Linked DNA regions of Mus musculus: region 1 is linked to region 2. The links are chromatin loops, found by intact Hi-C in ENCODE. Cell type or tissue: left cerebral cortex. All regions are shown on one strand. Region 1 has its middle 35 kb from the start of Commd8. Region 2 holds the start of Nfxl1 (nuclear transcription factor, X-box binding-like 1).

Region 1 (2,500 bases), 360 kb after region 2:
ACTGGCAGGGAGCCCTTGCCCACCTTGGACCATCTTTCAAGGTTGATTGGAACTAAAGGTTTGCTCTGAGTCCATAGAATTATCTTCTCCCACGTGGACAGCTGCAACAGTTGTCTTGAAAGGAGGTCATAAGGAATTTTAGTAGTCTTATCTGAAACACCCGAATAAGAGTGCTTTGAATATATTCCTTCTAAAGGCATGTAGTCCCAAACTGGCCTTCTGATTTTCCAGATTGAAGGAATTCACTGACTAGCCCTCATCTTTCACTACTGACATGGTGAAATAAAACAAGTTTTACAATGTAAAATGAAGTGTGCCCCAAATAACAACGAAGTTCTTCAAAGTTGGAGTATACAGGAAAGAATGCGGACGTCTTTTTATTTATTCAATTATTTTTAGCATCCCTTTCCAAACAGTTTCACAAGTTCCAACACAAACACAAAATTACCTTTTTCCTCCCTAGGGACAAACCCTGTGGTTTATTCGCTGGAAGAAATTACCAAAGCTTTTCATTACCAGGGAGAGCGGTGCAGACAGTCAAAGCTGCTTTCAACTACTGGATTTCGAAACGGAATGACAAACGTGTGCGTGCCTGTGCGAAGGCACAAGTGTGTGCACAATTCTTTTACAAAACCCAGCTTTCTAAAAAGGGTAATGTCCTGTAGAAATCAAATTACTGAAAATGGTGTGAGAGCTTCTTCTCCATTTTCAATGTCCCGCACCAGAAGTGACAGAAAAGAAGTCATCAGCCCGAAGCACAGCTGGACAGAGAAATGAGCAGAGGCAGGGCGGGGGCGGCCAACCGCGTCTCTCTTACCTGTCCCTCCCGGGCCGCTCATCCCAGCATGGTGTTACCTCGGATCCCAAAGTGCCAAAAGAGAACGGAGCAGAGATCCAAAGGGCGGGGAGAGTTACGCTTCCAAGCCAGCCATTTGTCATTGAGAAGCAGAACAATACCTACTTCCCAGCTCCCCAGCTCCGCGTGCGGAGCGCGGGTGCCTAAACCGAGCGGAGCAGGCGACTCTCCGCCCTCCTCAGACCTCCCGGGCTCCAGGCAGACAGAGCTTCCGCGGAATGCCAATCTCCCGCTGCTCCACCCCCTTGACGTAAGGGGCGGGGCCTGGCAGCAATTGGGCACGAGCTCCAGCTGTTGGACCCCGCCAGAAGCCCCGCCCTGACCAGACATGCCAGTGACCCAGGGTCTGGCTGTTCCCTCCCTGAAGGTCACAGCAGTTTGCAGGCCATCTAGCATAGATTTACTTTCCCGGGATTTTGTGAAACAATGCACTGGCTTAGCTAAGCTTAAAACACCTAGTGGTTACGTTTAGGGAAGACATTCATTCTAAAAATGTAATGTTCAAGTTGTTGTAACTAGCAACTCTTTTATAAAAAGGATCACAGTTCTGATCTGGGCTTCTTTCTCTTTTCTTTCGACTCCTTTAGTCGGGATAATGTAACCTTATCCACAGATCTGCCAGGGTCTGCTTGCTTTAAGCTTATACTTTCTTCTTTTTCGCTTATCTATGCTTTTCTTTATCTTCAATTGTAGTTCTAAAATAAAAATTAACCAATCTGTCTGGTCTCTCAAATCATTTGCCCAACTACTTCAAGAAGGCAAGAGAGTACATTAACCATACTCAAGGGTAGGCCCCAGTCCAAGAAGAGTAGAAGGCCACACTTGATGCGAAAAGAAAAGCTAAAGTTGGGTAAGGAAGGGAGAGAGAAAGAGGTGAAGTGGGGGACGAGTCGGGGAGAGTCAAAACACATTATATGGAATCCTCTAGAATTAAAAAGAAGCCAAGCTACACAGAGAAACCCTGTCTCGAAAAATCAATCAATAATAAAAATAAGTGAATAAATAAAAGGTGAAAGAAAAGTCATTTAAAGAAACAGAACATTTAAAATAACTCAAAACAAAACCCAAAAAACTCAGTTATCGGTTATTCAACTGAAACAAACACAAGGCGCGGATATAACCCTGCAGTTCTGCTGTTTTGTGCCCCTGGCTTCAGTGCTTTGAGAATGCGCATCAAGAGTGAGAAACTAGATGATCATGCAAGTGCCTCTTAGTGATGTGTTCGCCAGGACAGACCAAGGGAGCTGGCCGGGAGGCTTGACAGCCATCCCAACCCAAGAGATGCCAAACGAGTTTTTTTACACCCATCCAGGAGGTGGGTGGCTTTGTTAGGCCAGGAAGGAGAAGGTCTGGGTGTGGCTTCCTGTGACGCCTCCTTCTGCAGGCAAGGGCACATCTCCTGGGCTTAGTCAACTAGTTACACTTTTGCGGGTATATCGCTATCTCTGACATGATGGCTGTTTTTGTTTTTCTTTTAATTCTCGTTAGTTAATCCTCTGGTAACATTTAAAACTTCAGATTCGTCTCCCCCCACCCCCACCCCTCTCGCCTCCCAACCCGCGCGCCCTCCCTGTCCTCCCTGCCCCTTGGCAGGGATGTAGCCTGGGCAGAGAAGCCTTTTGGGGAAGGTGCATACCAGGACAG
Region 2 (2,500 bases):
TCTTCTGTTTTCTAAGTACTTCCTGGACGAGGACCTGCCTGCTACCTGCAAGCAGCAAGACTATGGCGAGAACAACTGTTTGTGAATTTTGCCCTCTCTGAATCCTGAAACCTCGCGTATTTCCTGGGAGCAGCCGCCAGTAGCAGCATGCTCCCGGCACGCCCACCAACGGAGGCGTCTACTTTTCATGAGCCTCGGAACACTCTGGGAAATGTAGTTCCCCAAAGGCCGCGAACGACCGCGCATGCGCACTGAGCATTCCTTCGTCTCTTCCGGGAAAAAAAAAAAAAAAAAAAAAAGCTGCCTCGCTGCCACGCATTCTGCGGTCCGCGGGCGGAGGCTTCTGGGAGTTGTAGTCCCTGGCGGTGGGCGCCGTCGGTAAGGAGACGTAGCTTTTCGGTGCGGTCCACTTCAGCAGTTGGTTCCCGGCCGCGGCCGCGGCCGCACGGTCAGTTCGCGTTTCTGTGCCTACCGCACTTCTCCTGAGGCTGAGGAGAATTTCCCGTGGCTGGGTTTTTCCTGTCCCGGGTGGGCTCCTCGTGGCTCCGTGCTTCTTTTCTGCCCTCCGTCTTTTCCCTCCTCGCCCGTCGCTCGAGCCTGGGCTTGGCGGGACTCGCCCTCGGGAGACACAGGGCCGCAACCTCCTCAGACCCGGGTCTCCGTGTCGCGGGGTCCGTCCGCACCCAGCCTGACCCTGCGGTCCCTCGGCAGCCGCCTCCATCCTCGGACGCCCGTTCACGCTCCTTCTCCTTTATCTCTCCGCTGCAGGGATGGACGCTCCCTGGCGCCAGGTGGCCGCTGGCCGAGGCCGAGCCCGAGGACGGGCCACCGCAGTGCCCCTCTCAGGAAATGGAGTCCCTTTTGGTGGCGCTGGAGGAGGGCGAGCCAAAGGGTCTGGGGGCGCGGTGTCTTCGGGCCCCGGCCCCGGGGGAGCAGCAGCTCTGGCCCCTGCGGGTCGCGGGCAGCGCTCAGCTGGAGGCGAAGCCCCGCAGCCCCCGGGGGCCCGGGGTGAGGATGGCTCAGGTGAGGATGGCTCGGGTCTCCCGCCCCACCAAACTCCCCAAGTCACTTCCCTACTTATCGCTGGCTGCCAGGGCCCTCCAAGTCTCTCATTCACTTTTTAACAGCTCCCGGAGTTTAGTCTCAGGGAACCGTCTCCATTCAGGCAGATTTTCATCTCATCGCTTGCATCCTCATTTTAATTGATAATTGCCTTTGTTAGTCACTTTCTTCAATTGTGTGCAGCTGATTTGGTTAACTCAGTAAATGGATCGCCAGAGTTTGTTTTCTTTTATAATCTAAGATGTTTAACATCTGTCGTAAAATAGGACCTTGTGCTTTCGCATCTGTGTGTATGGTAACAGCAAGCTAGGCTAAGGTCTCAGAATTCCATTTACGAACAGATTGGGAACTCCATTCTTCATTAATCAACTCGACTTTCAAGACCAGTTGTTGATAGCCATCTTTCCCAGGCTACCTGACTTTTTGGACCCTGTAAGCGTTTTGGTTGTTGTTTTTAACTGATCCCAGTGCAGAAATTCCATGTCTTTCCATGATGTATCAGGTGTTGCCACGATGGATTTGCCAATAGCCTTGGTCCAAGATCTTTTAGGGCGACGTTGAGAGTGTTTATACATAACACTCCAGATAAAAGAGAGTGGTCCCTGAAAGTGTTTTGTGTTTGGAAGGTATTTTTTCAGAAGAGGTTTAAAATTTTTATTTCTGAAATTATAGTAGAATTGCATCAGTTCTCCCTTCCTGCTAGGAGCAAAATTGAGTCTCTGCGTGGGGTTTCCCAGGGTAACTTGAAAGTTAGTTTGCGTTGATTTTGCTGGCAATTGGTCAGTTAATCATAGAGGTGCAGTGTGCTATTTAGAGACCTATGAACAAGTTGGTAAGCTGGCTTGGGTTTTGTGGATAGTAGGAAAGCAAGCATTCTCTACATAGTATATAGTATATAGTATATAGTATATAGTATATAGTATATAGTATATAGTATATAGTGTATAGTGTATAGTATAAAGTATATAGTAGTTGACATTTGTGAGGAAGGAATAAGTTAAGACAATTACCTGGTCACTTTGTGTGGTGACATTCTTCCAAATGGTACTAGGTACATACATGTACCAAGTGTCATCTCTTCCCAATTCAGCTTTTTTTAACAACCCCCCCCCCCCGGCTCATTCCCAGAGATTAATGACCTCCTTGTAATTTTGAGATGTCTCACAGCAGTTACTGCTCTTCTTTTTCTGTGTTCTCAAAGATTTCTAAAGAAAGCCTCATATACATTATCTTCCGTTTTTACCCAAAACAGTCTGTTTTGGTTGATAGTCACCACTCAAATTAGCTGCAATAAGAAAAGGAAAACATTTCCTGAGGGAAAGAAAGGGTACAATATCCTTAAGTACAGATACATCAACTAAAATGAGATTCATTTTGGTGGTGTCTGACGAATGAAGTATGTTTTAGTTAGTGATTTAGAATAGTAAACTTTAAAATT

What was found. Hi-C counts contacts between places; a loop is a spot of excess contacts. Peaks named below come from ENCODE experiments on the same cell type or tissue, not always from the same donor. Only the 100,000 strongest peaks of a DNase experiment are listed, where the experiment ranks them.
Region 1: a loop joins it to region 2, with 4 times the contacts of the local background. A loop is called at or near these places in 1 of 42 quality-filtered maps.

The regions. Positions count from the first base shown.
Region 1 is chr5:72,201,881-72,204,380 of GRCm38, reverse strand. It overlaps the pseudogene Atp10d. Among named protein-coding and RNA genes, the nearest start is that of Commd8, 35 kb to the right of the region's middle. In left cerebral cortex, CTCF peaks have their summits at 1,101 and 1,300; a DNase peak (open chromatin) is centred at 1,079; H3K4me3 peaks cover 1,512 bases; H3K27ac peaks cover 906 bases.
Region 2 is chr5:72,557,537-72,560,036 of GRCm38, reverse strand. Nfxl1 (nuclear transcription factor, X-box binding-like 1) reads left to right here and starts at 392. Exons shown (of 23, transcript NM_133921.3): 1 at 392-448; 2 at 769-1,023. The coding sequence starts at 771. In left cerebral cortex, no CTCF peak of the experiment used is centred here; DNase peaks (open chromatin) are centred at 241 and 1,090; H3K4me3 peaks cover 1,803 bases; H3K27ac peaks cover 473 bases.